Linked DNA regions of Homo sapiens: region 2 is linked to region 1. The links are chromatin loops, found by intact Hi-C in ENCODE. Cell type or tissue: heart left ventricle. All regions are shown on one strand. Links, peaks and the distances in the headings refer to the core of each region. The heading gives the core; the rest is flanking DNA.

Evidence for each region. Hi-C counts contacts between places; a loop is a spot of excess contacts. Peaks named below come from ENCODE experiments on the same cell type or tissue, not always from the same donor. Only the 100,000 strongest peaks of a DNase experiment are listed, where the experiment ranks them.
Region 2: it touches region 1 in a loop (2.6-fold over the local background); 4 of 110 quality-filtered maps call a loop at or near these places.

The regions. Positions count from the first base shown.
Region 1 is chr6:15,387,271-15,392,495 of GRCh38, reverse strand. The region is part of intron 2 of JARID2 (jumonji and AT-rich interaction domain containing 2); the gene reads right to left. Among named protein-coding and RNA genes, the nearest start is that of JARID2-AS1, 140 kb to the right of the region's middle. RefSeq lists enhancers at 1,914-2,273, 4,896-5,005, 5,016-5,095. In heart left ventricle, for the core only: a CTCF peak has its summit at 1,992 (motif pointing right); no DNase peak of the experiment used is centred there; H3K27ac peaks cover 786 bases.
Region 2 is chr6:14,877,925-14,883,414 of GRCh38, reverse strand. All of the region lies in intron 2 of LOC105374945 (a long non-coding RNA gene), which reads left to right. Among named protein-coding and RNA genes, the nearest start is that of JARID2-DT, 360 kb to the left of the region's middle. RefSeq lists enhancers at 1-194, 2,650-3,159, 3,160-3,670. In heart left ventricle, for the core only: a CTCF peak has its summit at 3,220; DNase peaks (open chromatin) are centred at 749 and 3,288; H3K27ac peaks cover 1,666 bases.

The DNA.
Region 1 (5,225 bases), core at 1-5,000:
CCCCTGTTACAAGCTTAGAACCCCCTCCTCACCACCTCCCCCATAAACAGGGCAAGTCGGACAGAAGGTGAATCCTTTTCAGGGGGCAAATGCAGCAGCAGGCTGACAAATCACCTTAAATTTAGCAGCAGATGGCTCGAGGTGGTAATCAGTCTAGCTTGTAGGGGAGGGGAGAAGGGGAAATAGAGATTGGAACTGTTAAAGAGCCCCAGGCTTATTCAGAAAACTAAAAACTGTAAGGAAAACTTCGTATACAAACGAATATCCCAAAGGGTGATTTTTATTAGAAATGGTTTTAGGCCACCTTAACGTGGCTTGACAGTAAAGGAAGGACAGCAATCATCAACTAATACTCTGGACAAAGTGGCACTAAAACCTAGGCCAAGTTGGACTCACATTTTGCCACCTCCAGACACGCACACACACACACACACACACACACACACACACACACACCACTCTGGGATCACTGCACTGGTGCCTTCACACACCAAAGGACAGGGTCAGTAGCCATGAAGGGCACATTTCCTCCAGAATACTTCTCATTCGCTTCCCTCCACATTCTGCAAAAGCATCCAAATGCTTCCCTGACCCAAAAGCATGATAGAGCCACCAAAGTGGGAGAGCAGGAGCATGCCTTCAACACCCCAAAGCCACTCACCACTGAAACAAAACCAAATGAGACAAAGAGATCTAGTGTTTTGTTTTACATAAGGAGGATGCCAGTGAAGGCATGCCTTGCTCCTAGACACCCAGTTACTGGTAGAACAAGAATTACGATCCAATGTCAGTGCCCATTCCAACATATCAAATTTTTGATGCATTCAATATTGCTTGAGATGGCTACAGTCCAGGAATTCTGGTTTAATATGATTTGACAGATTGCAAAGTGAATGGTTGCATAACACAGCCTTTATCATTTCTAAAAAGCTGCCTAAAATAGATAGGCCTTAAGAATTTTCTTTTGTTGACCCTAACTTAGAGCTTGTTCCCATCGGATGCTCTCCCACAGTCACTTTCTCCCCTCTGTCTGTCTCAGGCCTCCCCACTGACCCAGCTGGCACAGATCTAGCCTCCATTACATGCCACATGCTGGCTCTGAAACTCTCTGCTAGGGCTCCTCAGAGACTTCAGAACCCAATAGTCTGTGGGGTACCCCTCCTATACAAACCTAACACCGACTACGCCTACAGGGCAGCTTTCACCAACACCACTGAGGATGCCTTGCTGGGGAAAACTAGAGAGGCAATCCTTCCTTCCATGCTTGTCAGGGCCGCAGCAGTCTCAGCTCGCCAAGCCCTAGGGTGAGGCCTGATTACAAGACATTGGCATTCAGAACCTAGAAGGGGGCAAACCAACTTGAAAACCGTCCCTTAGGTGTCCTGCTTCATGACAAAGCTACAGCACAAATAGGAAGTCACGGGGTACTGTATATCTACAACCTCAATAATGATCGCCCTTTTAAATGTTTACATTCTTCCAGGCACTAAGAACCTGAAATAAATCAACTGCATTCATCGTAAGAATACCACCTCTGAGGAAAAAAAATTAGTATCCCATTTTCTGAGACGGAAAACAACAAACCAAACAGATGGTGGTATCAAGTTTGTCGGTTTTCTGAACCCTTGGTGGGACCCTGGGACATACTTACAGGGATGACAGTGTGATCCTTCAACAATTTCCACTAGCAGAGCTGGAGGACTGCGGCCTACTGGACCTGAGCTGGCAGGAGGGTAGATGCCCAGCCATTCTCTCCAGGAAATCTCTGATGGTCTGTATTCATGGATCCAAGGACAACCCAGTCTTCCTTCAGTTTTACAGAGCACACATGAGAAGGCCCAGCTTGCGTTCCCAGAGATGACCTGAGCTCTGTCAACAACTGCCTACCCCCACAAAAGGACAGGCAATCCCTTGCACAGAGTTTCTCACAGAGGGGCTAAGAAATCGGCCAGCAGGGATGTCAACATCCACTACCAAGAACAGCCACTTGATGGCAATCTTAACCTATTCCCTTGGAATTCGTCCATAAAGGGAGACCCCAGAAGGCTAGAAGCACCAAGCATGGGCTGCACAACGTGGACAGAGCTAAGAAGGACGTCCCTGCTTGACCTGAGTGTGCGGCAGTGCGGCGATGAACGGATAGAGAACCCCACACCAACAAGCACTGTTGGGTTCTTCTCCATATCTAGGCTTCTCTGGGGACTAGGCAGAAGTGGCTATAGGCTCTGCAGTCAGACAGCTCAGGAGCATGGAAACCTCTCGAGCTCCATGGCGCACTCACATTGGGTTTCTCATCAGACTGAAATGCAAGTGGACAGATGACAACAAATATGAGAATAAATCAAAGGCAAGTTCCTCCTCCTTACTGTGGAAACTTGTTCTCTGAAACAGGGAAGGGCAGGAGGCAGGGGGTGAAAAAAGTGGACTTTCCTTAGAAGGTGGGACACCTGTTGAATAAAGCACTCAAGCACCGCCCTCCTCATTTAAGTTGTCAAAGAAGGAAACTAAAAGCCATGTGCATCTCTAGGAAAAAAGTCTCTCCAGTTAAAAATAGAAATACACTGTAAATTGCTGCACTACACACTTCTATTTTTGGTAGCAGGAAGATGAACTGAAGGGCTCTCTGAAACATCAAAACATCAAAGGGTGGGAGGGGGTCCATACCATCATATTACCATAAAATAGTCCACTGTCTTAGCTAGGATAATGACACGTTTCCACAGAGGGTTCGACCTCACTTTGTGTGGTAGTTTCCCAACTCCTGGCTTCTCCATTTATAAAAAGAGTTCAGGCAGAGTGAAGAGTTTGCCAACATTTTCCTCAGAGGGATTCAGAAAGTGCCAGCTGAGAGCCTTCCAGCTCACCCTTTAAAACTCTGTAACACTTTCCAACTGAGCAAACTGGAAGGCCCTTTCAAATGACACTAGGAACAAAGTCATCTCATGGAGGGTACACTGCTGGGGGAGCCCCTAGGGAACAGATCACTCTAGATGCATTCTTCTAAATTCACTCTCAAAGGAGGCAAGATGCTATTTTTCAAATAAGCATTCAAAAGCATGGGTCCCTTGGTGAAAACCCCAATCACATGGGATGGAAGCAGACTATCAAAAATAACAGTGTTCCAGCCTGGGCAATACAGTGACACCCCATCTCTACCAAAACATTTAAAAATCATCCAGGCGGTGACACGTGCCTATAGTCCCATCCACTCAGGCGGCTGAGGTGGGAGGGTTGCTGGGGGCGGTGCACGCAAGCTGCAGTGAGCTGAGATCGTGTCACTGCACTACAGCCTGGGCAACAGAAAAAATAAAAACAAACAGTTAAATAAATTGATTAAATATAAAAGACAGTTAAATGATTGCAAAATGGAGACCTTGGACTGCCTTCATGTAACACATGGCAGCATAACTTTGAGAGCCATGGAAAGCTAAAAGCAGACTACCACTTCAGAGACCACCAGAAGCTAGCCTGGGAGCCTCCACACGTGGCCTTCCCCGTCACCAAGATGGCAGTACCAAGCATGAACAGGCACCCACCTAACTGCAGAAAGAAAACAGGGACTCAGTTAAGGATTACCCAGATGACAAGGGCAGGGCAGATCACACAGGAAGACAACCTTTCTGTGTATACACAGAAAGAGCTGAACCAGCCATTAGCTCCAAAGCATAAATGAAGCAAGAACACTAGTAACAGGTCAGGGAGAGAAGCTACGGGGTCTGAAAGCATGCGGGGCATAAGTTACCATGAAACACAAGAGACAGCTCTCCTTGGATGTCAATGGCAGGGTACAGGTTTGGCCTTGCCGGTTTATAATCAAGAATGGGATGTCACTGGCGAATATAAAATATTATAAAATATTTATATATTTTATATTATAGTTTGTTGTAGAAAAATTATATATATATATTTTATAATATATTATAAAATAGCTCATGTTTCTCTCCTCATCCCCACACCTCCTTGAACGATAGACTTGTACTGTTTTTATCATCCTTGGGAAAGAAATTATGAAGAAGCTAAATCTGGGACTCTACAGAAACATTTTAAAGCCTATAGAGGAAGCTAAAAGGATAGATGAGATTTGGCAGCAGGTGAGCTTAAAAATCAAATTGTAAATTAAGGGATTTATGAACTGTAGGGTAATTTCCCAGAAGCATATCTAGTAATCACTCTTCTGGCTTTTAAAGATATACCATACAGGACTCTAAACATTTAAAGTGGCTCAAGTAATAACAGGTTATTTCCAAAAGCTAAGTAAAGGGCCCTCTAAATTTGAGGGAAATCAGATCTAAGACATTCACAAGCACAGCAAAACTACCCTAGTCCATTACAATAAATCTGATAGTAATTAAAGCTACTTAAATACACATATCACAGAATTCGAAGATTTAGAAAACACATGAAGCCTTTCTCTAGCAGGGAACAATATCACTCTATAAGAAAGAACGTCAATAAATCCTATTCACAAACAAGTCACCTCTGGCTGTAGGAAGCCCTATCTGGTGACCCTGCAGGGTCTTTCTATTCTATTACACGTCAAGAATAAAAAATGGCTGGGAGTCACAAAAGGTAGATAAGATGAATTACTGTTAAACAGATAGGATTCCCTCGACCTCAGAAGTCCTCAAATAATTCCACAATGCTTCCCCAAATAATCTATGACAACAGAAACATCCTCCCAGGACCATCACAACTGCCATCCCCCTGTCAAAAGCAGTTACTCCATCCAGGCTTCTCAAAGGTCAAACAGCTCTAAGGGTTTCCTGACTTACCAGGAAAATGTTCTAGTATCACACAAGCAAGAAAGAAAACATGCTGCAGATTAACATGGAGTTTAATTTAATCTACAGTTAGACTGGAATAAAATTGTCACCATGTCCAAGGCCTGCAGAGACTGTAATGTACTCCCCACAAAGTCTTCTGTTGAAGCTCTAACCCCTAAGGTCCATGAGAAGGTGATCGAGGGTAAATAAGGTCATAGGGGCACAGGGCTCTGACCTGAGAGGGCTGGAGTCCTCGCATGAGGAGGAAGACTCAGAGGAACCAGCCAAGAAGAGGGCACTCAACAGGAACCCAGCTGGCCTGCACCTTGATCTTGGACTTACAGACACCAGAACTGTGAGAAATGGAAATTTCTATTATATCAGCAGCCCAGTCTAAGGTAATTTATTATGGCAGCCTGAGCTGACTAATATACAGACTTTCACCACAGCCGCAAGAATATG
Region 2 (5,490 bases), core at 301-5,300, 510 kb after region 1:
CCGTCCCCTGCACACAGAAAGGAAAATAATGTTTTATTTTTAATTTTTTGGCTTCTCTGATTTTGCTTGCTATTTTTGGCCGAAAGTCTATTTTATTAAGTTCAAAGGCATCTCTGTTTTGCCAGGAGTGGAGAAATAGAGCAACTTGCCAGCAGTACCTGAAGAGACCAGGGTCTTCTGGGCCATAGTGTTATTCTGGGAATCCTGGTTTCCACAGGAAGCATGCTGTTGATTTTTGTTTCTAATGTTGGAGTTTCGTAGTAACACTGTTTTAGTATTGGGGGACTGGGTGATGAGATTCCTCTTGGTATTTCATCCATTTACAGGCCACCACTGACTGAGCACCTACTACCTGTCCTGTGCTCTATTCTGAGACACAAGGATGAATGATCTGTGTCTTTAATGCTTGTGAGGCTCAGAGAGTATCGAGGAAGAAAGTTATGTAAACTGTGGATTGTAATGTAATGTGATAAGTACGGGTGTGTGTCTATTTGCAACACGAATGCTTCCAGGCATGCCAGCTTGTGGGTACAGATGAGGTCAAATGCACTGTCAGAACTCACATTTCATTGTTCCGGCCCCTCCCCCATCACTCAGAACCTCAGCCATTTATCGCTGTGAGTCCCTGGGGTCTCGCTTCTTTTCTTTGGCTCGTGCCTTTATGCTGTCCCTGGCCCCCAGGTCCACTGCTGGGTTCCTCTGCTGCTTGTGTTCCCTGGGATGACCCTTGGGCTTCTGCCAAAAGCCTGACAGCTCCTGCTCCCCAGGCCCACTCAATGCCTTGGTCCTCACCCACATCCCTGAGCTGAGCCACCCTCGGTCCTGGGCAAGAGAGGGGAGAACATGGCTCGCCTCTCTTTTGGGTTACATTTCATCACTGGGCACAAAGCAGCATGTCTGGGCTCCTGTGTCTCACAGCTCCTCTTTCAGCCAAGTTTCAGCAGAACTTGGACATAAATCCATGGGGCCAGGTCAGGGTCCAACATCTGGTACAAACACAATAAGCACCTTCTTGCAGACATCACCCCCATTGAGTAAGTGCATTCCTCTCTTTCTCTTACTTCCTTCTGCCAAGCATCACCTCCTTAAACAAATGGCTTCTGCCGGCCACTGGTCAGTTCATTAGACACACTCAGACTTAATGCTTCTTAAGGGTGTCCTTTTCTTCCTGCTCTCACCATTTTATTTCAGGTCCTCATGACCTTGCCTGAACTGTTGGCCATAGTTTTCTAATTGGCTTTCCTTCCTCTGGTCTTTGCTCCCTTCCACCCTGTACCCAGAGTTGCTTCAATCAATGACCATCCTTGGAAAGGGTCTGTTCTGAGTTTGCGTTGTACAGAAATGATCTTGCTAATTAGAGCAAGGTCCCAGGATATGATTAAAATTACATTGCTGGTGATTGGCCTCTTATATATTTTTTATATATACGGTTTTTACCTTACCCAGTTTCCAAATGGAATTTGATTTCATGTGATTCCATGAATCATTCTTGTTATTCCCAGCCCATCAATATCTAGGGGAAATGGCCATTTAGAATCAATGTCTTTATTTGTTCCATCTGGATAGTTATGAAATTTGAAAGCATTAGAACTCTTATGAAGAAGATGGTCCTTACCAAATTTCAGAAACAAAGATTGGATTTAGGCCCACCATAGCTTTATTCACGATGGGCTTTAATGATAGTATCTGAAATGGATTCACTAGAGAATGCGGTCCTGCCCTGGGGCCTCATGTTTCTGAACTGATGGAAACCGCTGGACGAGCAGAGCTGGGAGCTGGGAGAAGTCAGGATATTAACTAGGCAGCACTGGATAAATCACAAACCAAGATCCACAACTTCCTCAAAGGGTTGACTCATAGCATTGACCAGTGCCAAAGATCTACTACAATAGTAGCCTTAAAAAAAAAAAAGTTTCACTAAGGTCAAGAAGAACCATAAGCACTGCCTATGCATTAAATTAACACTGGGGAACATTTTTATCATAATGCAATACAATTTAGATTTTTCTCATTGTTTTCATTTTGGAGGGAAAAGTGAGCTCCTCAAAGCCGTTTGCTTAGTATGTGTGTCACCGATTTGGAGACCAGATGCTGGGAGATACTGGAAGTCTGTGTCTAGAGGGGACTCTGCCTGTGGAGCTGGAAAATCTTTCTCCTGACTCAGTTGCTCCACCCCAAAAGGATACCAAAAATATTGTGCAAAGAGAGAAAAGTCAGGATCTTGGTGAAGGGAGCAGCCTCCTCCATCCTTTTAATCAAAGAAAATTTCATGATTGTATCCTTACAGTCCTTTGTTGTAAGGTAAAGGCTGTAGAAAGAGATCCCAGCAGGCTGGATTAGACAAGGAAATCTCCACAATATAAAAGGAAATTGCCCTTGTCTCTAAAGGATGGGCAGGATTTAGACAGCTGGAGGCAAGAACATTCTCCATGGGGAAAGGGGCAGTGGAGATGGAAATGGGATTGATGGATTCCTGAGACAGAGGTCGGGAGCCTTGCTGTGAAAGAGGAAATGTGTTGGGAAATAGTAGGAACCGAAGTTTCTGGGCAGAGCAGGCCTTTATTATGGAGGGCCATGAAAGACAGGAAAAAAAGTTTCTGTTTAACCTTGCAGGAAGCTGGAAGCCATGGAAACTTTTCAGCAGGGGAATGACAATAACAAGACAGACTTGGAGACAGAAAGCCTGGATTTGGGGGCATTGTAATTGAGCGCCAATATCATGAAAATAAAATAAACAATAACAACAAAAACTGCTGAGACTATGGAGACTGATTTGTTATGGGAAGGGAAAGAAAGTGATGTCAAAGATGCCACCAGGGGTTGGACTAATAGAGACCAGGGCTACCCAAAGACACGAGGAGGGGCTGCTGGTCTGGAGGGAGGGTTGTGAGTTTTGTTTTGCCTGTTTGAGTTTAAGAACATGATGAGGAACCCAAGTGCAGCTCAACAGTGGGGCTGCTGCCTGAGCCCCTGGAGACTAAATCCGCTTAGAGGTGATGATTGAAAGAAAGTGTGAGCCTGGAAAAATGTTCTTTTAGAGAAAGCGTGAAGAAAGGAGAGCGGGGGCCCAAGACTGGGCCTTGGACTGGAGGCTGAAGAGGAACCTGTGAAGGAAACAGAATGTTCCCAGCCAAGGGCTCCCTGGTCCTGCAGGATGCCTTGCTGCCTGCTGCCCAGGGCACAGCAACCATTGCTACCAAAACAGTGCCAGCTCCAGCTTGCGGCAGAGAAAAGCGATGCAGGCCTGGAGGCCAGCAGCAATGTTGACATGATGTGCTACATTATTCGACCTACCCACCTTGGTGTCTACTTTAGGGCACCCTTTCAAATCCGGCGCTGTCGGGTGCAGTATCCATGTTACCAATGGTTTAAGCTGATAGTTTAGAAGGGCCCTGTAATTAGGGTTGCCAGATTTAGCAAATGAAAATATAGGATACTCAGTTAGATTTGACCAGATAAACCATGAATGTTTTTTAGTATAAGTATGTCCCAAATATCATATAATATATACTTGTATTTTAAAATGTGATTATTTCTCTGAAATTCAAATTTAACTGGGCATCTTGTTTTTCATCTGGCAATCTTTCTATACTCTGATAAATCTTCTGATCTCAGTTCTAAGGGGGCCATGATCACACCTTTTCTTGGCGAGTGGCCCCTCTTCCCCAAGACACATTTCATTCTCTTTTTTCCCTCCCCCACATTGAATCAGATGGTATTATTCAGAATACACAGGCCATTGTTCTACACCCACCATGTGCTTGGCAGGGCACAAGTTATTTTCACATATACAATATCAGTAGTTTGCAACTTGTTCAGGGGATATAGAACTTGAAAATCAGGTGCTTTTGGCAGACTATCACAGATGTAAAAATTTTTTTTTTTTTTTTTTTTTTTTTTTGAGACAGAGTCTCACTCTCTTGCCCAGGCTGGAGTGCAGTGGCATGATCTTGGCTCACTGTAACCTCTGCCTCCTGATTCTCCTGCCTCAGCCTCCTGAGTAGCTGGGATTACAGACATGCATCACCATGCCCGGCTAATTTTTGTACTTTTAGTAGAGATGGGGTTTCACCATGTTGGCCGGGCTGGTCTCAAACTCCTGACCTCAGGTGAGCCGCCCACCTTGGCCTCCCAAAGTGCTGGGATTACAGGTGTGAGCCACCGTGTCTGGCCATAAATGTAAAATAATTATACCAGCAATTCTGACAATGCCATGGAGGTGGGAAAGAAGCCCCAACAATGATTGAGACTGAAAGTTATGTGCGGGCATGCAATGAAACATTACAATAGAAAAATACATATATCCAAAGTACAGTCATGTTTTTAAGTCATTCCATTGATATTTTTGACAGGCAGTTTATTGAGATATGTGTTTTTGTTCTCCCTGTTGTATTTTCACCTTCCTCATTCCTGAGAAACTGAGTCTTGTCTTATAAGACCAAAGCATGACTTGTTGGTACCCAGAAGACAACTCCACCTGATATTTGTTGTAAAGGCCCTTTGAGTAGGATTACACTGGGCCTTCTGGGAAAGGAAAGGGATGAAAGAAAATGTTCACAGTTGAGAAATTGAATTGGGTTGGTGGGTAAGGAGTGGGGGAGTCCATGAAATTAAGAGCAGGACTGGCTTTGGGATCTCTAAACATGGGAGGTCCTGGGCCCTGAAGGGGTCTAGAATAAGCCAAGGTGGCATAAAAAAATTATTTTGAGCTGAAGGCATTTGAGTTCATGAAATCTCTTATCTGCCTAAAAGCAGAGCCTCCCAAAAGAACTCAGTTTTTATAAATCCCCTCCTTGGAAGCAATTCTAATCTTCTCTTCTTGGAAATGAGAAATTGGTACCACAGTCAAACAGATATTGTTACAAAAAGATCATTTTTCCCTTTTATTCTCCTATGGGCACATTTGTCTTTCTAAAAAGTCATTTGTTTTCCCTAAGTGCCATTTCTTCTCCATTTCTAAGTAGTCATTTGTTTTCCCAGAAGTGCCCCTCTGCCCCTCCCCTTCCCCTAATAGGGTAGCATATAAGCCCTGAATTCTAACCACCTCCTTGAGACTCCTTGAGTCTTTGTGAATTCCAGTGTGTACATATACAATTATAATCTGTTTTTTTTCTCGTCCTCATCTATCTTTTGCCAGTTTAGTTTGCACATCCCCAATCACCGCACCTAAGAGGGTAGAGGAAAAGTTTTTCCTCCCAGACAGTCCCTCTTGTGCCAAGTGCCTCCTGAGGATTGTGGCAGGTTGCCTGTAGGGTTAGGGTGGGGGTCCCATGGGTGTATCTGTGGACACAGTGGCTACATGGGGGCTCCCTGAATTCTTTCAGAGTAGGATGTGCTGATCTTGCCAGGCAACCAGTGCTCAACAGAAGCAGAGAGAGAGGGACTGTTGGCCACAGTGGCAGCCCCCACAGCTCAACCTCCTGGTACATTCCTTCCCTCCTCACATATTCAAGTCCTGGTACCACATAGCACTCACAATGCCACGGCGGG